Linked DNA regions of Mus musculus: region 2 is linked to region 1. Evidence: chromatin loops called from intact Hi-C (ENCODE). Cell type or tissue: heart. All regions are shown on one strand. Each heading gives the region's core, and the rest is flanking DNA. Links, peaks and the distances in the headings are about the cores only. Region 1 holds the start of Sec63 (SEC63-like (S. cerevisiae)). Region 2 holds the start of Ostm1 (osteopetrosis associated transmembrane protein 1).

What was found. Hi-C counts contacts between places; a loop is a spot of excess contacts. Peaks named below come from ENCODE experiments on the same cell type or tissue, not always from the same donor. Only the 100,000 strongest peaks of a DNase experiment are listed, where the experiment ranks them.
Region 2: a loop joins it to region 1, with 6 times the contacts of the local background. A loop is called at or near these places in 1 of 42 quality-filtered maps.

What each region holds. Positions count from the first base shown.
Region 1 is chr10:42,755,828-42,766,826 of GRCm38, forward strand. Sec63 (SEC63-like (S. cerevisiae)) reads left to right here and starts at 5,669. Exons shown (of 21, transcript NM_153055.3): 1 at 5,669-6,061. The coding sequence starts at 5,938. In heart, for the core only: a CTCF peak has its summit at 4,617; DNase peaks (open chromatin) are centred at 4,684, 5,624, 6,354 and 6,444; H3K4me3 peaks cover 2,937 bases; H3K27ac peaks cover 2,005 bases.
Region 2 is chr10:42,673,924-42,684,922 of GRCm38, forward strand. It overlaps Ostm1 (osteopetrosis associated transmembrane protein 1), which reads left to right and starts at 4,993. Exons shown (of 6, transcript NM_172416.3): 1 at 4,993-5,474; 2 at 9,237-9,351. The coding sequence starts at 5,061. In heart, for the core only: a CTCF peak has its summit at 4,898; a DNase peak (open chromatin) is centred at 4,988; H3K4me3 peaks cover 2,486 bases; H3K27ac peaks cover 1,455 bases.

The DNA.
Region 1 (10,999 bases), core at 1,078-9,077:
GCTTCCTTGCCCACCCACCTACTCCTGCCTTCCTGCCCTGGCATTCCCCTACAGTGGGACATTGAGCCTTCACAGGATCAAGGGCCACTCTTCACAGTGATGTTCCACAAGGCCAGCTTCTGCCACATATGCAGCTGGAGCCCTGGGTTCCTCCATGTATATTCTTTGGTTGGTGGTCCAGTTTCCTGGAGCTCCACAGGGTTAGGCCAGCTGACACTGTTGCTCCCCCCATGAGACTACAACCCCCCTCAGTTCCTTCAGTCCCTTCTTCAACTCCTCCATCAGGGACCCCATGCTCAATCCAATGGTTGGCTGCAAGCATCCACCTCTGTACTTGTCAGGCTCTGGCAGAGCCTCTCAGAAAACAGCTATATCAGGCTTCTATCAGCAAGCACTTCCTGGCATCCACAATAACATCTGGGTTTGGTGACTGTATATGGGATGGATCTCCAGGTGGGACAGTCTCTGGATGGCCTTTCCTTCAGCTTCCACACTTTGTCTCTATATTTCCTCCTGTAAGTATTTTGTTCCCCCTTCTAAGAAGTACTGAAGCATCCACACTTTGGTCTTCCTTCTTCTTGAGCTTCATATGGTCCTTCCTTATCTTTTTTTGATAACTTTTGGTTGAAAGTTGATTCTATTTGATATTAGAATGGCTACTCCAGCTTGTTTCTTGGGACCATTTGCTTGAAAAATTGTTTTCCAGCCCTTTACTTTGAAGTAGTTTCTGTCTTTGATTTGACACTGAGGTGGGTTTCCTGTATGCAGCAAAATGCTGGGTCCTATTTAAGTATTATTGCTGTTATTTTTGTTATTAAAAGTGGAATTATGTTTGTGTGGATATCTTCTTTTGGGTTTCTTAAAAGATTACTTTCTTGCCTTTTTTAGGGTGTAGTTTCCCTCCTTGTGTTATCCTCTGTAGAGCTGGATTTGTGGAAAGATATTGCATAAATTTAGTTTTGTCATGGAATATCTTGGTTTCTCCATCTACGGTAATTGAGAGTTTTGCTGGGTATAATAGCCTGGGCTGGCATTTGTGTTTTCTTAGGGTCTGTATGACGTCTTCCCAGGATCTTGTAGCTTTCATAGTCTCTGGTGAGAAGTCTAGTGTAATTCTAATAGGTCTGCCTTTGTATGTTACTTGACCTTTTCCCCTTACTGCTTTTAATTTCTTTCTTTTGTGCATTTGGTGTTTTGACTTTTATACGATGGAAGGGATTTCTTTTCTGGTCCAATCTATTTTGAGTTCTGTAGGCTTCTTGTATGTTCATGGGCATCTCTTTCTTTAGGTTTGGGAAGTTTTCTTCTATAATTTTGTTGAAGATGTTTACTGGCCCTTTAAGTCGGGAATCTTCACTTTCTTCTATACTTACTATCTTTAGGTTTGGTCTTCTCATTGTGTCCTGGATTTTCTGGATGTTTTGGGTTTGGAGCTTTTTGCATTTTGCATTTTCTTTGACTGTCATGTCAATGTTTTCTATGATATCTTCTGCCCCTGAGATTTTCTCTTCTATCTCTTGTATTCTGTTGTTGATGCTTGCATCTATGACTCCTAATCTCTTTCCTAGATTTTCTATCTCCAGGGTTGTCTCCCTTCATGATTTCTTTATTGTTTCTATTTCCATTTTTAGATCCTGGATGGTTTTGTTCAATTCTGTCACCTGCTTGATTTTATTTTCCTGTAATTCTTTAAGGGATTTTTATGTTTCCTCTTTAAGGGCTTTTAGCTGTTTACCTGGGTTCTCCTGTATTTTTAAAAGGGAGTTATTTATGTCCTTCTTAAAGTCCTCTATCATCATCATTAGATGTGATTTTAAATCAGTGTCTTGCTTTTGAAGAAAGAAAAAGAAAATTGTTCTAGGTTTGCTCTTATATTTCTAACTTCAACATTCCTGGCCACCATGTATAAGCACAAGATATAACTGAGATGGAGAAACCGCAGCATTTGTGCATGTGTAGGAAAAACCCAGAGAGTATCTATAGGGTTTCCAAGCATCAGCTGGAAGGTTTGGAGCACATCATGATGAAGGGACTACTCTATTGGGATGTGGGTGTGGGTGTGGATGTGTGTGTGTGTGTGTGTGTGTGTGTGTGTGTGTGTGTGTGTGTGATAGAACTAACTGTACATACCTACTTAATAATTTGGTTTCTTCTAGTCTCTGCAGTTAACTTCACCACACAGAAATCTGAATAATGTCATTACAGCCACACAAACACTTTGGCATGCATAAATGAAAGTCAATTCCAGTAATACAACATCGACTTACCAATAAATGAAAGAGTCACTCTAAGGAAAAAGCAAATTATTAACAGAAGCCCAAAAATAAGCTTTCTGTACCTCTGTACCTGAGAGAAAATAAACTACCAAGAGGTTAAAATGAAAGTGATTCAATTTTGCTCTTGCAGACATATTCACAAATGATATTAAAATACATTTTAACATATGCTGAAATTAAGGACAATAAGTGTTTGTGGCTCATTTTCTTTCATATTCATTTACTATTATTAACAATTTCACTAAAATGATCTCTTAAAAGAAATAGTTTTGTAAGTTAATATCATCAGTAGAAGGACCTGCAGTCCCAGTGCTTATGAGGTAGAAAAAGGAGAGGCAGGAATTCATGGTCAGTCTCTCTCTCTCTCTCTCTCTCTCTCTCTCTCTCTCTCTCTCTGAGACAGGGTCTTACCATGTAGCTCTGGCTGTCCTGGAACTTGCTTTTAGATCAGACTGTCCTGAAACTCAGAGATCTACTAGCCTCCACCTCTGGAGTGTTGGGCTTAAAGGAGTGTGCTGGAGTTAAAGGCACATGCCACCATAACTGGCAGGAGTTATAATCGCTAATTTATTTTGCCATAAGTTTATGAAACAGATCTATTATCTTTGCAGAAATGCTGAGTTAAACATAAATGGAGTTATAAAAAAATCCAGTTCAATATCCTGAAAACATGCAAGGACTTGACAAGAGAGCCTACCCAAGGCAAAGGCTACCTGCTGCAGAGGAGCCAAGTCTGTGAGTGGTGCATGTTTTCAGTAAGGCTGTGTGTCAGCAAATAATGGGAGCAGAGCTCTCCAGTGGCAGCCCTCTTCCCCAGCAGCGTCAGGAGGTCCCCTAGAGTTTAGGGACCACCACTCAGGCTCAATTAGGACTCATGGGTTTGTTTTTCAAAAAGAATTCTGGAACTAAACTAAAGAAAGTGGAGGGTTGGTGTTTTTTTTCTTCTCTTTTCTTTTCTGTCAATTCTACTGGAACTGAGACTTAAGCGTGAGGTCAGGAGAAAGAGTGTTTGGAACTGCAGCTGGACAGAGAGCAAGGGCTTGGGGCCACTCAAAGACAGCCATGGCTGACTGTTTGATACAATAGTCATACGAGATTTTGATGGAGTTTGAAGTTACTATGTTTCCACAGGATGGTTCCTGGGCACATTTTGTGGCATTACAGTCAGTAGGAAAAGTCTGGTCCCCAGAGATGTTGGATAGATTTACTGTAAATAGTATTGTTTGTGATTTTTCTGGCAATGTCTGGGCAAAGGAATGAGAGCCTGCCTGGGTCATATATGTTCAGGCCGTAAGTTTGGGTTGTTGCTACTTTAACATGAAATATCTATGTCTGAAATGAATGTCAACTCTAGGTCAGCATCCTAGACAAAAATGTTGAGTTCTTGATTCTCACCTGCTGACAGGCTTTTTTTTTTTTTTTTTTTTTTTTTGATAGTTTCATTGTATAGCCCTGGCTGGCCTCAAATGCACAGAGATCTGCCTGCCTCTGCTACCTGAGTGCTGGCATTAAGTACTCTGGGATGAGGTCCCCTTTTCTGTCTTCAATCTCCCAAATTCCCTGTCTATCCTGCCTCAGGATGGCCCTAGTTCTGTTCTGATTTCATAGTCCAAGTTTCTTTTCCACTTCTAAGTTTCCCTCTTACAATAAAGTCCTTGGAAACTTTACGGGGGAGTGGGGGGGGGGGAACAAGGCAGAAAAATGTAGCAAAAGTGGCTTTCAGAAATGTGCTGTTAAATTGGAATTTGAAAGGGGAGACAGAATACTTGTGAACATAATCTAGTATAAGGGGAAGCATGACTCATTATGATAAATACTGGTTTTGAGACATTCAATGAAAGAGCTTGTGTAACCAGATTTCCTCTCAGACAATGGAAGGCATATTGAAAAGCCATGTAGTTAACTGACTAGTCTTGAAACAATCCTTAAACGCTGGTGCTGGTGTACAGCTTTATTCCCAGCACTCAGGAGGTAGAGGCAGGCTGATCTCTGTGAGTTCGAGGCCAACCCTGGCTAAAGAGTGAGTTCCGGGACAGCCAGGGCTACACAAAGAAACCCTGGCTCAAAAAGAAAAAAAAAAAAACACCCCCCCCAACAAAAAGCAAAGTAAACAAAACAACAACAAAACGGGCAGTTAAGAGCACTGAATGCTCTTCTGAAGGTCCTGAGTTCAAATCCCAGCAACCACATGATGGCTACAGTGTACTCATATACATAAAAATAAAAAATGAATCTTAAAAAAAAATACAGCAGAATGTTTGTACTTGCGCGGTAGCTTCTCTTTTTAAAGATATTGCACAGTTTCCTTTACTATTCACAGCGGTCCTGTGTAAAGTGCCCTGTGTCCTCTTGATCCACAGAGGGCAGTGCAGACACTGGGACCCACCCTGCTAAGGCCACCACTGGACTCTGGTGGGATCTTTGCAAGGTTAGAGGACTATCCTGCAGTTCAGCTGACTCCAGCTTGAGATTCGGTGGCCAGGAGCAGAGAGTGACTGCCTCTTCAGATTGCCCACAGGTTGCAGGGGAGTGCCAGCGGCTCTTTGGGGCGTCAGAGCGATCTGGGTTTGGATCCTCAAGCCCTGAGCAAACCCAAACCATTGAGCGTTACCTCTGGAAAATGTTTTGAGTCTGAATTTTCTCATCAATAGAGCATATATGACATTGGTTCTCAATATGTGGGTCCTGACCCTGTTAAGGGGGAGTTATCAAAAGACCGTTTTAGAGGGAGTATATATATCATGCACATCATATATTTACATTACAATTCGTAACAGTAGTAAAATTACAGTTATGAACTAGAAATGAAAATAATTTTACGGTTCGGGGTCACGACAACATGAGGGACTGTATTAAAGTGTGGCAGCATTAGGAAGGTTGAGAGCCACCGATCTATATTTTGCTTTATTTCATGTTTTACTGACAAATTGAAGACATGATCGCTTGGGTCACAGAAAGCATTAGTGAACTGGCAGCTCCAAATACCAAGGCTTTGGAACTCTGAGGAGTTCCTTGCTCCCTATTCTTTTCATTTATTTATTTTTCCTTGCTCCCTATTTTAATGGCACTTGTTTCCATGAGGTTCACGTGGAGGAAAAGTGAGAGGGATAGGAGAGAGTGGAGAGGTTTGGCAACCTCGCTTAGGTTGCAAAAGCTCAGGTCCCAATCGCACCTAGGACGCTCGCCTCTGCTCACTGCTTGGGGGACCCTGGCAAGAAAGCTCCTGGAATCCGGGAAGGGTGCTGGGAAGGAAAGCCTGGTAAGCAGGGGGCGGGACCCGGGGGCGGGCTTATGGAAAACAGAGGGCGTGGTCCGTGGCTCAGGGGCGGGGCCGCGGGCGGGGTCCAACAGAGTTTCTTTGCTGCGCGCGCCACGTCTCCCTCAGTGAGCGTGTGGAGGAGACGGCCGGGGAGGGAACAGCCGCGTGGGGCGGGAACTAGCTCCTCTCGCGAGAGTTGGCGACGGCCGCGGCGGCGGCGGCGGCGTGTCCGTGAGAGCGGCGTGGGGGCGGGGAGGAGAGCGGCGGCGGCGGCGGCGGCGGCGGCGGTAGCGGCGTCCGAGCTACGCCACACGGGGCCGGGGCGCTGGGAGCCGGGAGCCGGAGCGCAGCGCGGGGTCGTGGCGACGGCGGTGAGGGGAGCGCGGCGGAGGAGGCGGAGCCATGGCGGGCCAGCAGTTCCAGTACGATGACAGCGGGAACACCTTCTTCTACTTCCTCACCTCCTTCGTGGGGCTCATCGTGATCCCCGCCACCTACTACCTCTGGCCGCGAGACCAGAACGCGGGTGAGTCCCGTCGGCGGCCCGCTCTGGCGCGCTCGGGCGGACGCTCCGCTCCGCTCTTCTCCGCTCCGCTCCGGGCCGCGCCGTCCTGCCCGCCGGTGCTGCTCCGCGTCCCAGGGACGCCGCCTGGGCGGCGGGGCCTGAGGGCCGCTGTCCACGGGGCCGGAGCTCGGCGGCGATTTCCGGGGCTGTCCGCCCGCCTGCGTGGTCCGCGGGAGTTTGGCGGGGATCCGATCCGCATTGTTCTGGACGCCCCTCGCCTGCCGCCTCTTTGTCTCCCCAGCCTCGGCTTTGTTGGGTGTTCTTTCTGGAGGGAGCGGGCTGGGCTGGGACGGGGGGCGAGAGAAGAGTTGGCCGAGGGGGAATAAGAGCGTGTGGGCACAACTCCGCATCCTTCGCTCCCGTCACCCTTTCTCCCTCTTGTCCCGGTGTCCCCGCTGCAGCTGTTGGTACAGATGTTTGGGGGCACCCCTAAGCTGGGTGTCATGTTTGGGACTTCCAAGTGAGCTCACCAGCAGCCCACCCCGTCACTTCCTCCGGTTGCTTTTTTCATTTGTTCAATCACATCGTGGGGGTTGGAGAGCGCTGCCGTTATTCCTTTTATAAAAGCACAAATAGGATTTTCTCCGTTTCCTTTCCTCTGGAGTTTCCTGTTTACAACGGAAAAGTGCAGGCATGAAGGATTAAGCGGGATTCGTTGATGGAAGGAGGTAGTTGGTGGGGTCGCAAGCTCCTTTGCTTTTAGTTCTCGAGTCTTTCCACATTAAAGGTCGCGTCAGAACGCAACCCAGTGCAGTTTCCGGGGATGTTAGGTTTAAGATTGTAATGTTGGATTCTGTGTTGCACTTTACTAAGACATATGGCACCGGTTATTCTTAAAGCTGATGGCACTTACAGCAAGCGCCTAATGGGTTATTTCTGGTGGTGGTAACCATAATTAGTAGGTTTCGAGTATAACAGCGGCTCTGGGGGAGAGCGTTCTGTGTCTGCTAAGTTGCTTTTAGGTTGGGTGTGGTGATGATCTAAGTTGTCTAGGTTGTGCACTGCAGCTTGGGAAGAATTGTTAGCAGTGAAGCTCAGGACTTGTTACACTTTGAAGAGAGAGTTCAATGTCCTATAAAATTATCTAGTTTCATAATAGAACTCAAGTAAATTTAAGATAAAGAGCAAGCAACACTTGCATCTCTTTTGTACATTTCACAATAAGCGGAGTAGCAACAATTTACCCAAAGTTACTAGCCTCCGTCGTTTCTCATTCTGGGTTGCTTTATGAAATTTTCACTTCGGACTCTTGAGTTCTGTGTTTCCAAGTTTGTTTAGATATATATATATATATTTTTAAATCAGTGGCTGTATGTACTTTTGGTGTCATAATACAGAAAATGTTTTTTTTTTTTCCTTGACTGCTCGCCCACTTAAGCCAATTTTTTCAGTATTTTAAGTTAAATGCCCAGTGTGATGGCTCACAAATATTATTCCAGGCCTTTGAGAGGTGGAGGCAGGATGATTAATAAGAGTTCAAGGCCACTGACATAGGCTGCATAGTGAGTTCAAAGTCAGTCTGGCAACCTGAGAGATGTCCTCTCAGAAATAGGCCGGCAAGATGGCCCAGCAGGTAAAGGGCCCTGGCGCTTACCTGGCAACTTGATTCAGCTCCTTGGAACTACAGGTTGAAAGGAAAAACTGACTCTTAAGTAGTCCTCTGACGACCTCAGAGGACTACATCCACTCCCATACTTAGTGATTAAATAAAAAGAAAAAAAGAAACAAAAGCAACAAGGAGGGAGGGCCCACTTTTCAGTAGTCATTTGTTCACTGCTTTTAGAAGATAAAGGGGTGTTGGGATGGTGGGTTGAATATAAGGTCTTCTTTAAAAGGTGGTGAGGAACTTGGTATGGGACGGCACATTTCTTTAATCTCAGTACTTGGGAGACACAGGCAGGCAAAACTGAGTTTAGAGTCTTTGCCATATTTGATATGGCAACTGAACTTATTTTGTGAACATTATTAGTGGAATCTTTTTGTCTTGGTTTTAATGTTTTGAGTGGGGCTAAGTATACTTAATTCATACTCCTTTTAATAGCAAAAGGTCCTCTGGGCTCTTTGCATATTGGCTGATAAACTGGATCTATAGAATGACATGAAGGGTATAGATTTCCTTATAAGAGTGATTCTCAGGAGAGGCTACACGGTAAAGGAACTCAGGAACTCAGGGAGCTCGTATGTATATACGGTACTTTCCGTACTTTGTAACAAAAGGTCTAAATTGTAACTAAACTTGAGAGGGCTGCCCTGAGAACTTTCTTGGAATTGGCTTTTGCTGGAGTTAGTTGGGTAGTACATTTGTTTTGGTGTGAGCTTTTTGCTAAAAAACAAAACAAACAACCCCCCCCAACCAAACTACCCCTCCCAAACCAAAACCAACAGAAAACCAGAAATTAGGACCAGAGAGTTGGCTTAGTGGGTTAAAAGCATTTCCCCTATAAACCTGACCATCTGAGTTTGATCCTGGACCCTTTTGGGAGAACCAAAACTAGAAACTTGTCCTCTAACCTCACACATAGATACTGGTCTACATGGATATTACCATCATAGAATAAAAACAAGAATTAATGCCCTAACCTTTTTGATTTCCATAGCTTAAAGAATCACTTATAGAGCAGTGCTTAAAGCTCTGGTAGTTGAAAGTAATACTTTGTGTCAAGACAACTCAGATTTTGATTTTGATTTATGTGTATGAGTGTTTTGCCTACTTGTCTGTAGGTGTACCATGTGAGTGCCTGGTGCCTGAGGAGACAGAAGATGGTATCAGATCCTCAGGAAGTCAAGATAGAGTTATGTATGGTTGTGAGCCACTCTGTGGGTGCTGGAAACAGAGTCCCAGGTCCTCTGTGGGAGCAGAAAGTGCTCCCTAATTTATAAACCATCTCTCCATTCCCAAAGACAAGTTTAAATGCAGTTTATAAGCAGTATATTGTAGTTATCCATTCATAGATTCCAAAGTAGTTACTGTGATCTGAGTCTTTAGTATTTTAGACATTCTTAAAATTCTGAAATAGTTGCAGTTCCCTCAGCCACTTCCTACACATATACAGTTCCCACCAATACTGTACTGTGACTTTGTATGTGCATTGCCATTTTATTCTTTCTGTAAGCCTACATTTCTGGTTTGATTTAGTTTGGCCTCCCAAATGCTGTGATCAAAGGCATGTGCCACCACCTATGCACAGCCTATTTATTTATACCTTAAAAAATAACGTTTGAATGGTGTGTGTGTGTGGGGGAGTGTGTGTGGTGGGGGAAGGGTAGTACGAATATGTGAGGGTGCGTTCCTGTGGAGTCCAGTACAAGGTTTCAGATTCCCCTACAGCAGGAATTATCTACCAGGTAGTGGTGACCTGTCTGGTATGGGTGATAGGAACCAAACAGAGATTTTCTGGAAAAGTGAGCACAAATGCTCTTTTTTGTTTTGTTTTTGTTTGTTTGTTTGTTTGTTTTGAGGTAGGATTTCTTTGTGTAGTCCTTGCTGTCCTAGAACTTAATTTATAGGCCAGGCTACAAACTTTGCAGAAATCTGCCTACTAGTCTAATGAGCACTGGGGTTAAAGGTGTGTGCCACCACCACCCAGCCTGGGTGCAAATACTCTTAATCTGTGTGTGCCATCTTTCAGATGTCTGTTTAGTTTCAGATTCCCTGACCTTTTTCAAAACTGCCTGATTTTGAAACCTGGCCTGGCAGGTTACTGTGTGGATTTTGTATTTCAGCATGGTCCTCTGTAAATTAGGGATAGAGAAGTCTCTTTTTATAGAGTTAGAATGGAGATTAAACTGGGCTTTATGGTAAGTGTTGAGAACAGTGTTTGACGTGCAGTGATACTGTTATCACACAGTTTTGATTTATTACTTAGGTACTCAAGTTTTTTTATTGTTTGAAAGGTTAGTGAAATGTTTTAAAATGTTACTTGTTTTCTCAACTAGCATATAAGTCAATCACCTTTTATTTGAGGATGTGAGTAGTTCCATTTATATCCTTTAGTACTATAATAGGAAAATCCCAGTTTAAAAAGGTTTCAGATCTAGCCTAGTCTCTATTTTAGTTAACTCTGAACTTCAAGCTTCCTCTCCTAGGGGTTAAAATAATAGCTTGCCATAAGGAATCAAGAACTGGGTGCTGGGGACATGGGTAAGAGCACTGACTGCTCTTCCGAAGTTCCTGAGTTCAAATCCCAGCAACCACATGGTGGCTCACAGCCATCCGTAATGAGATCATCCTCTTCTGGTGAGTCTGAAGACAGCTACGGTGTACTTATGTATAATAATAAATAAATCTTTGGGCTGGATCGAGCAGGGACTGAGCGAGCAGAGTTGACCAGAGCAAGTAGAGGTCCTAAAAATTCAATTCCCAACAGCCACATGAAGACTCACAACCATCTGTACAGCTACAGTGTACTCATATACATAAAATAAAATAAATAAATCTTAAAAAAAAAAAGACCCTCTTAAAAAAGGAATCAGGAACTGGTTATGAGGCTGGCTTGTGGTGCACACCTGTAAAGCCAGCATTTGGGATGGAGGCTGAGGTAAAAGGATTGTGAGATTGCAGGTCATTCTGGGCTATTAAATGAGACGTTATCTCAAAAACAGAAAACCTCGAACCAACCAGGTCTCCCAAGGTGTTTAGAGGAGGGGGAAAAAAAGGGTATGTGTAAATATGCCTGCAAAACTACAATAGAAGTTCTTCCATTTGGCAAATAATGTTTTCAGTTTTTTTTTTTGTTTTGTTTTTTTTGTTTTTTTTTTTTCTTCGAGACAGGGTTTCTCTGTGTAGCCCTGGCTGTCTTGGAACTCACTCACCTTGTAGACCAGGCTGGCCTCGAACTCAGAAATCCACCTGCCTCTGCCTCTCAAGTGCTGTGATTAAAGGCGTGTGCCACCACGCCC
Region 2 (10,999 bases), core at 1,363-9,362, 82 kb before region 1:
ACTGGGGGTAGTACTTTCCTACAGAGGCCTCAACTTTTCCCACAGAAATCTCAACTAAGCTAGTACTTTTCCATAAGGCCAAGACTTTGTAAGTAAGCACTTATGGCTGACAAGGCAGTTAACATTCAAACAGGGACGCTCCCAACAGAGAAGATTTTAGATTTGAACTTTTTGGTTTTGAAATGTATTTATTTTTTAAATTGTGTGTGTGTGTGTGTGTGTGTGTGTTGCTCACAGAGGCCTAAGGTGTTAGATTCCCTTGAGCTACAGTCACAGGCAGTTGTGCTGGAAACCAAACCTGGGTCCTCTGGAAGACTAATACTTGCTGTTAGCTGGCTATCTATCCAGACTTGTTCTTTCATTCACCATCCGAACAGTAGAGTCTCCTCTAAAGGTTCACGTGTTAAAAGCCTAATGTTCAACATTATTGGGAGGTGGGGGTACTTCTCAGTGTGTGGGGTCTTGGGGGTGTGTCCTAGGAGGTGTGACCCAGGACCCCCTTCTTTCCTATGAGGTAAATGGCTTTGCTCTGTTCCAGGCTCCTCAGCATGGTGTGCTGGCTCACACAAGCCCAACATGCGGGGCCAGTTAACCTGAAACTGACACCTCCAGTTATGAGTCCAAATGAAACTTTTCTCTGTGTAAGTTGACTTATTGCGGGCATTTGTTGTACTAAATGGAAGCCAGAGGACCACGTGGGCTTCTCGCCTTTCCCGTTTGCTAGCATTTGACAGTATATCAGTGCAGGCAAGAGGCTAGAGATGACCAGAAGTTAGGCAGTGGCTCTACTTTCTATTACTTGGTTTCCATTCACGACCTCTCTTGTGATCTTACTTATACATTCACTTATGGTATAAGCTCATTAGAAATAAAATAATTTCTGATAAGCACCAATTAATCTTAGTCTCTTGATGTACGTGTGGTGTGCATGCATATATGTGTGCATGTTTGCATTTGTATGGGTGCATGTGATGTTATGTGTGGTGCATGTGTACATATGGGTATATGTGTATGTGTGGGTGTGTTATGTGTGTGCATGTGTATGTGTGGGTGTGTGTTATGTGTGTGCATGTGTATGTGTGGGTGCGTGTTATGTGTGTGTGTGCATGTGTATGTATATGTGTACATGTGTGTGCATATGTGTGTGTATGTGCATGTATGTGTGCGGGTGCATGTGTGTGTGCATGTGTACATGTGGGTGCATGCTGATGTAAAGCCTGAGGTGATGTGAGGTGTTTTTCTGATGGCTCTCCTCTTCATATATTGAGACAGTGACCCTTGCTGAACAGAGAGTCTCAGCTGGTCTGGCTAGCTGCTGGCTTTCTCTGGGTATTTCCTGTTCCTTTCAGGTAGGCTGCCAGCCCACACAACTTTTACATGGCTTCCGAGAGTATGAACTCCGGTCCTCACATCTGTACAGTATATTGGCTAATTTTTGTCAACTTGATTCAAACTGAAGTCACCTAGGGAGAAAGAAACCTCCGTTGAGGAATTGCTTTCATTAGATTGGGCTGTGGGACATTTTCTTGGTTGGATGGCTGATGTGGGAGGGCCCAGTACACTGTGGGCAGGGCTAGTGGTCCTTTGTGTAAAAGGTCTGAGCAAGCCTGGGAAGGCGCCAGTAAGCATCCTCCTCCCATGGGCTCTACTTGAGTTCCTGCCTCCATGATCTATGTGGGAGTGTAAGGCAAACCAACCCTTCCCTCCCCAAAGCTGCTCTTGGTTACGGTGTTTCATCACAGCAACAGAAGCCAAACCACGACATACAACTAGGACACACAAGTGATTTCTGTCCCTGCTGACCCAGCTCCCAAGTCCCACAGAGGACTGGCCCTCCCACATCAATCATCAACCAAGAAAATGCCCCACAGGCTTGCCGAAGGGCTGATTTTACCAAGGCACTTTCTCAATTGAAGTTCACTTTTCTCAGGTGACTCTAGCTTGGGTCAAGTTGACAAGAACCAGCCTGCATGACTCCTAACTCTGAATCCTTGGCAGGCATTGCATCTGCGATTTAAATACTCTCTGGGCACCTCCACCACAACCATCCTGAGTGGCCAGTTTCAGCTGGATTCACAGCTTCTGTGTCCTTCCCAATGCTCTCCCTTCCCTGTGTCCCTGTCCCTAACCATGGCACTACCATCTGCCTGGTTATCTTAACCTATACAGGCCAAAATACCCACTGGTTCTCATTCTTCCTGGATCATAGTTCTTTAGTCAAACCTCTCTCTTTCCCACCAGACATACCTCAATGTCTTTTATACAGTTTCTGTCTTCTCCTTTAATGACACACTCTCAGTTTTATGATGTAGGGGGTGGGGAGTTACATATTGTTGCTAGAGTTCTCTACCTAAAACGCTCACTGTAACTCTGTTAACAGTTCTTGTTGCCCACAGGCTGAAGGGAAAGCATTTGAGAAAGTCCTAGGCAGGTGGTTCAGGTTTAGCTCCATCCCTGCGGTCCATCAGTGCAGCAACAGCAGTTTCAAGCAACAAGAGCGCACAGCTGCAGCCGTAAGACAAGAGTCCTTTCTTCTAGTAGCTGCTGCTACTTTCTCCTAGGATGCTGTAAGCTGCTAAGGAATCCTGCTCACCCTGTAAGACCTCAAAGATCTCTTCCTCCTGGAAGAAGTTTCTGACTCACCTCTAAGCCCAGCAGACAGCTTCTTTATAATGCCCCCTAAATACTACTGCAGCGGCTCCTGTAAGCTTGATTTAGTCCTGCTACACACATTTATTGTTCTTTCCAAACCATTTGCTTTAATTTTGTGTATGTGTCTAGGCATACCTGTGGAGGTCAGTGGACAACCTGGGAAGTCTCTTCTACTGTGTCCTTGGGGTTGATAGTAAGCATCTTTACCCGACTCAGGGGTATCTTACTCACTGTTCTATTGCTGTGAGGAGACACCACGACCAAGGCAACATATAGAAGAAAGCGTTTGACTGGGGGCTTGTTTGCAGTTTTAGAGAATTAGGCCACTGCATCATGGCAGGAAGCACACAGTAGCAGAGAGCTTTACAGCCTGATCCATAGGCAGGGAGACGGAGAGGGAGTGATAGACAATCAGACAAATATATACATACATACATACATACATACATACATACATACATACATACACACACACACACACAGACAAAGACACTGGGCCTGGCATGGGCTTTCAAAACCTCAAAGCCGACTCCCAATGACACCTCTTCCAACAAGGCCATGCCTCCTAAATCTTCTGTAAGCAGTATGTTACTAGGGAGTAGACATAGAAAGATATGAGCCTATGGTGGCATTCTCATTCAGACCAGGACATGATGATAATAACTCCAGAGTCTCAGACCTTTGAACACTTGGTCCCCCGTTGGGGCACTGTTTGCCAAGGTTTAGGAGGTACAGCCCTGATGCAGTGTCACTGGAGGTGGGCTCTGAGAATGTAAAGACTCCCACAATTCCCATTCATTCTCAGCTTGTGCTCAGTGTTTAAGATGTGAGTTCTCAGTATCCTGCTCCAGCCTGTTGCTGCCTCCCCTGCCGCTGTGGATGCTAGCCCCCTGGAACCATGAACACAACACCTGCTGAACCATCTTGCTGGATGGCCCTACAATGGTTTTTTTCCTATCCTATTCTTTTTTTTCTTTCTTTCTCTTTTTAATTAATTAATTAATTATTTTACACTCCATATTTTATTACCCCCCCCAACTCTCCGACTGATCCACATCCCGTACCTCCTCCCCATACCTCTGTCTCTACATGGATGTCCCCACCCCTCACATCCTACTCTTGAGCACATTATATCCTGGCCTCTTGCTTTATTCCAGTGTCTACTGCAATGACTTATTAATAGGCTTTCTTTTGATTTGTTATTATGGTTCTCTCTCTCTCTCTCTCTCTCTCTCTCTCTCTCTCATGTCTCTGGGTTGACAGAATGCTTGCTTGCTTAGCACACACCAGGCCCTGGGTTTGGTCTCCAGCACCACAAACACCTGGCAATGGGGGTACATGGTGGCACTTTCAGCAGGGAGGCAGGAAGATCAGAATTTCAAGGCCATTCTCTGGTATAGCGCAAACATGTTTCTTAGTGTGTTAGAGAACTAGCCTGAGTTACATGAGGCTTGTCTCCAAGAAGAAAAATACCTATATGTATTAATATTATATAATGTATACATATTTATTATCATAACATATATTATACATTACATAATATACAATATAACATATTACAACATATCATAAAATGCTACGTGTCACATATTACATGTTATATATTAATATTACATATTATGTTACAATATGTTATGTAATATATGGTATAATAATCGTATAATATAGAATATATAATAATAACATAGTGGGGTATGCTCAAGTGTATGTATTAGGTAGGATTTCTATTGCGCTAAAACACTACACCCAGATCCGAGCCGTACACAGGTGTCACTAGTCAGATAGTTATATTTAAATTAAGTGACATTGGACAATTAGTTCTATCATCGTAGTAGCTACAATTCAAGGGTTCAGCTGCTACATGTGGGTAGTGGCTTCCCTATTAACTAAGACGTGGACTATATTCATCACCCCAGGAAGTTCTGTTCGGGGTAGATAGTTGAGAATTAAAATCAATCAATCAAGCCTTTTGAAGCCACAAGTTCCAAAACCAGAACTGCCAACGGATGTTATCCACTCTCCAGAGGAGATGAAGAAATTTTACTAATCCAGAGCCAATGAAAATGAACACCTGCCCAAACCATCAGTCTACTGGGTTTTTCTGGGAGCTCACTCGGCAGTCATCTCCCTGGAGTTCCAGCAACCAGAACAAACTCCACAGGCTCATGGAAGGCGGGGAACTGCAGGGTGCAGAGCGTGCAAGACGGAGGCCTGGGATGCACTGGGGTTGCAGCAGCTCTACAGACCTCCAAGCGGGGCGCGCTCACACCCGCGCGCCTCCGGAGGCAGGTGGGCGGGGCCGTGACGCACTCACCTCGTGACTCCACTCAGGGCCTGCGCCGGCCGAAGCCGGAAGCGGCTGCTGTCGGAAGCACCGGGCGAGCTATCTGTTACAGTCCGGCCCGGGGATGGCTCGGGACGCGGAGCTGGCGCGCAGTAGCGGGTGGCCGTGGCGGTGGCTGCCGGCGCTGCTGCTGCTGCAGCTGCTGCGGTGGAGGTGCGCCCTGTGCGCGCTCCCCTTCACCAGCAGTCGGCACCCAGGCTTTGCGGACCTGCTGTCGGAGCAGCAGCTGTTGGAGGTGCAGGACTTGACCCTGTCTTTGCTGCAGGGCGGAGGTCTAGGGCCGCTGTCACTGCTACCTCCGGACCTGCCGGATCTGGAGCCTGAGTGCCGGGAGCTGCTGATGGACTTCGCCAATAGCAGCGCCGAGCTGACCGCCTGTATGGTGCGCAGCGCTCGGCCCGTGCGCCTCTGCCAGACCTGCTACCCGCTCTTCCAACAGGTCGCAATCAAGATGGACAACATCAGCCGAAACATCGGGGTGGGTAGAGGAGCAGCCTCGGCACCTGGGGGGGGGGGGGGTTGGGAAAGTAAGGAAACGGCATTGGACGGTCTGTGGAGTTAGGGTATCAGAAACAAGCGGGTGACTTTAGGGGCTTATGGCTTGGAATGCTGTCCCCCTGGATGCTGTAAGCCGGCATCTTCTTGGGACAGGTTTGCTGGAACATTGCAGCGAACATACCCAGAGCCACCAGTTTCTATCAGTGTGACCTTTATTATTTTTCAAAGTATTGAGTTCGGTTCCATCCTGTTTATCAGCTTGTTCTCTGGCAAGTTAGTGACATTCTCTGCTTGTTTTCTCATCCGGAAAGTGGGGACAAAGAGAGGCCACACAAAGCGACATACAGTAATAGTTCGTGGTCGGTGAGTTGCCATTTTAGGATAGTCTGCCTTCTCTGTAACTCGAGAGCTTTCCTGGTCACTTGGAAGGTAATGTGAAGGACTTAATGAAGGCAAACCAAAAGAGGAAGACACAGTCTTTGCCTCTAAGAACTGTATAAATTAGGAAAGGATTACGGTGTCGGCCACCGTGAGAGTCACAGGGTTGCCTGGTAAAGGAAAAATAAGGAGGACACAGGGATTGGGGGTGGAAATGGTTCTTGCGTCCTGAGGGGCCAAGTAGTCTCATGAAAAATGTGGCTTCAGTTGCTTTAGAGGTCGTAATTGACTAAACTAAATAGAAATGTCAATAGGTGTATCTTGTTTTTAATCTAGCCTAATGTTACTAAGCAGATTTTTTTTTTTTTTGTAAATGGGGACATTCATTTGCATTAAGTAAAGTCCAGAGTCACTCTTTGTGGAAAGATTTGGCTTTCAAGGCAGTTTAAATAGGAGTGCATGCAGTATTTTTCAGATTCGCTCCTTTCTCTATGACTTTAATATGCAGCGTTGTATTTGATTTTGAGCAGTTACATTAAATAAGCTGTTTTTAGGGAGTCTTTTCATTCTATTTTAATTTAATTAATGTATTTATTTGTGATGAAGTTTCTTGTCGCCCTGACTGGCCTTGAACTCACCGAGTAGCAGAGGATCACTTGACCCCTCCTGCTTTCCCCTCCCAGGTGCCTAGATTACGGACGTGTCACTATGGTCTGGTTTTATGCAGCTGTGAATAGAACCCATGACTTGTCCACGCTAGACAAGCTGTGTACTAACAGAGCCCCAACCCTGTCTTTAAAGTAGTCTACCAAGTAACAGGCTGGCATCTCCTCACAGTAACAGTTTGTCCACTCTACATCTCCTTTTCTCCAAGTTCCTGCTTCACATCTCCGTTGTACCCTCCCACCTTCTGTAACTCCTCCCCCTTCCTTGTACCCTCCCACCTCTGTAACCTCCCCTTCCCCTCCCTCTCCGTTGTACCCCCAACTATCCATAACTCCTCCCTCTCCGTTGTACCTTCCGCACTATGACCCCCCTCTCCGTTTTACCCTCCCACCATCTGTAGCTCCTCCCTTTCCCTTGTACTATCTGTAACCCTTCCCCCTCCCTTGTATCCTCCCACCATCTATAACCCATCCCCCTCCCTCTCCGTTGTGCCCTCCCACCATTTGTAAGCCCTCCTTTTCAGTGTGACCCTTCCACTTTCATATCTCATGTGGTCTGTTACCCTCCCCCCTCCCTTCAGCTTCTTTTTGTTCCCTGTCTTATGGTCTCCTTCCTGATTTCCTGGCCTCTACTCAACACTCACTCCATGTTAATACACATATATAAGCATGAAAGGCTAGGATATGCATAGGATAGAACATGTAGCATTTGTCTTCCTGTGCCTAGATCATTTCACTTAATACCTGATTTTTTCAGTTTCATCAATTTTCCTGCAAATTTTATAATTTCCAGCTGCCTTTTCTTTAAAAAAAAAGAAAAAAACTTAAGTAACAAGGCCTCTTGTGGGCACAATGCCCATGAATGATGATGTTAACCTTGGGTCTTTGAGGCTATAGATGTTTTCCTTGTGTATGTAGATGCTGTGGAATTATGAGGCTTTAAAAAACATGATCCCAGTGGGCTAGAGTGATGGTTCAGGGGTTAAGAGCACTTGCTGCTCCTGCAGAGGATGCTGGTTCGATTCCCCGGTGGTATAGGTGGATGTGATTCATGCACCTGTAACCTGGTGGCATGGGTGGGTGACTGCATGTACCTAATACCTGGTGGCATAGGTGGGTGACTGCATGCACCTATAACCTGGTGGCATAGGTGGGTGTGACTGCATGCACCTGTAACCTGGTGGCATAGAAAGTAAAGGCAGGAATCTTGCTGGGGCTGCTGGCTACCATTCCACCTGCCTAAGACAAGTTCCAGGCTTAGTGAGAGACCCTAACTCAGGGAATAAGGCATAATAAGAGTTCTGCAGTGACTTCTGTGCCAGGGTAGGGGAGTACCGGGGGGGGGGGGGCTCCCCTTTTTCAGAGAAGAAGGGGATGAGGGGGAATAGGCTGTGAGGGGGCAGGAGGAGGGGAAATTTGGTCAAGATGTAAAGTGAATAAATAAAAGGAACAAAAGGAACGAAAGAGAAAAGTACGTACTTGGGGCTTAGTAGGTAAGGGCAATGTCAGGGGCCCACACAGTGGCTGGAGAAAACCGACTCTGTGAGCTGTCCTCTGGCCTGCACGCGCGCGCGCGCGCACATACACACACACACACACACACACACACACACACACACACACACACAATGTTTAAGAACACAAACGTAGCAGACAAAAGCAAGAGCTCTCTTAGACGCATCTTGTTAGTGAGCTATACACAGATGATGAGTCTCTCCAGATGAATCGTGTGATATTCTCATTGCTCTACACAGCTGGTCAGTTCTCTTCCTGCTGTTCCCACCGGGTCTCTTTCAGCCCACGGTGTCACTCAGTGTCACTCTCAGCCTGTGTTTGCAGGCACATCCCTGCTGCAGTGTGGATGGCTTCTCTGACACGTCCCAATCCTCAGACGCCAGCATTCTGGTAACATGAGTTAAGCATGCTTGCAACAGGAGTTAAGTAGCTTTGAAATCAGGAAGGGCCCAGGCCCAGTGCTCTGCTTGAGGCAACAGGGATAAGAAACAGATGAAGTTCGGGAGGTTAGGATCGCAGGTTTATTATTTGCATAGCATGCGTTTCTTTCATGATTAAATGGTCTTTGGAAGACACGGTTTTCTATTTGAGTACGCACTCTTGGGTCTCTGTGGATGGATTACTGGGCTCTCTTGCAGAGTGCTAACCTTTGGACCAAACATTCCCCGCAAGATGAAGCCAAAGGCCTGGGAGCGTTTACACACAGATTAAAAGTACTAGCTAAAGAGTGCATCCGCTATACAAAAGCTTAGACAGAGGAAGAGAAGCAAGAGTGAAGATAAAATTTGTCATGGTCTGTCATCTAGAAATACCATTGCTACATTTTGTTGCCCACATTCTGGAACTTTCCCTGTGCATGCAAAGTGAGAGATTGCAACACATTCACAAGTCGGAATTAAGAAGCTGAATTTAACCAGAGAAACAAATATTCAAGAAGCAAAGATGGGGCTGGAGAGGAGGCTCAGCTGTTAAGCAGAGAGTTTCTTCCTTCGCCCATGAACCCTGCAACAATAAATGTTAAATGGAAATTGTTTTCCTGCTGTTTTTATTATTACTGTTGTTACCATCACATCATATCAGACAAAATCTCTAATAGTTTTTAATAAATAAGTCAACTGCTTTATGGCTTCTGTGGAAAGTCTAAACACTCAGATTATCTCTTCCTTTTGTTGCTGCTATTGCAGAATACCTCCGAGGGCCCGCGCTGTGGCGGAAGTCTCCTGACGGCAGACAGAATGCAGATAGTTCTCATGGTCTCTGAGTTTTTCAACAGCACGTGGCAGGAGGCGAACTGCGCAAGTGAGTCTCCATCTGTGCGTCGGCTCAGTTGATGCCGTGGTTGGTTCAGTAGCAGATGTCCAGATCTGATTTAGGTGAACTTTAAAATGGCTGAAACCAGGTAGTACATTTGAGCTGTCACTTCGTCATGGTGTATTAGTCATTGTCACCTGGGTGAGTCCTGCCAGCCAGAAATGTGTAGCAGGTTACAGAGCTCTGAGGTCAGACAGGCATTTGCTCAATGTTAGGTTTGGGAAAGTTAACTTTCTTGTATGGAACTTTAGTTCCTTCATCTCTATGTTGGAGAAAATAGCAGAACCTATATTAACTATTTAATATAATAATTATGATATTTTTAATAATCTGGAGGGAGAAGGAGGGAGAGGGAGAGATATCATCTGTTCTGCCAGCTTTGTAGAACACATGGTTTTGTGTAATAAACTGACACCTATTTGAAGTATTCTTTGGAAAAACTATTATTTCAACTTAAATTCTCCTTGAGTACCAACTGTGTCCTAATGCCTGTACCTTCCACTGTATACAACTTAGTGAGAAAGATAGAGTTACAAATATAACTTAGAGGGGAAGGTAGTAGCATCAGAGTCTTGGAAGGAGCGTTCTTTGAACTGAGGCTCCATGGCTGGGCACGGTTCCTCTGGGTGGAGCTGAGGTGAAAGGCAAGGCAGAAAGAGGCATCATGGGCAGAGGCAGAGTGTGAGGGAAACGTGGGGATTTTAGGGTCCTGGAAACCCTCAGGGAGATAAAGTCAGACAAGGAAGGTAGAACTTTGATGGATACAGTAGTTGCTCATATGAGCCAACATTACCATACTTCTTGGGATGCCAGCATGACACTAAGAGGGGGTTTATGATTCCTTGGGCTTTAAAAATACATGTGCAATGTTGATTGCAGCGAGGAGTAGCAAGGGTATTAGTCATTGCTCACTGCTGTGACAAAGTATGACAGAAACAAGTGGCAACCAAAAAGGTTTATTTTAGCTCATGGTTGCAGAGAGGTTGTGTCTTTGTCTGTGGAGCCAGAATGTGAGGTGGTAGTCATCATGTGATTACAGACATGTCATGTTAGTGTAAACATATAATGTCAGTGCAGACATGTTATCACATGACTGCAGGCATGTCCTCATGTGACTGCAGACATGTCATCTTGTGACTGCAGACATGTTATCATGTGACTACAGACATTTCATGGTGTGATTGCAGACATGTCATCATGTGACTACAGACATGTCATGTTAGTGTAGACATGTCATTATGTAGACATGCCATCATGTGGTTGCAGACAGGCAGGGACCCAGGTCCAGCTGTCACCTGTTCAAAGGCCAACACCTACTTCCATCAGCCAGGCCTCACCTTTTTTGTTTGTTTGTTTGTTTGTTTTCGAGACAGGGTTTCTCTGAGTAGCCCTGGCTGTCCTGGAGCTCACTCTGTAGACCAGGCTGGTCTCTTAACTGAGAAATCTGCCTGTCTCAGCCTCCCAAGTGCTAGTATTAAAGAAAGGCGTGCGCCACCATGCCCGTCTGCAGGCCCCACCTTTTAAAGGTGCCATGACCCCCGAACTTTCCTGTTTTAGAGTGAAAATTCCTTTTGTAAGTATGATTGAAGTGAGTTTTGAAAACACAAAAAAATATTTTTAAGCATTAGAACATATC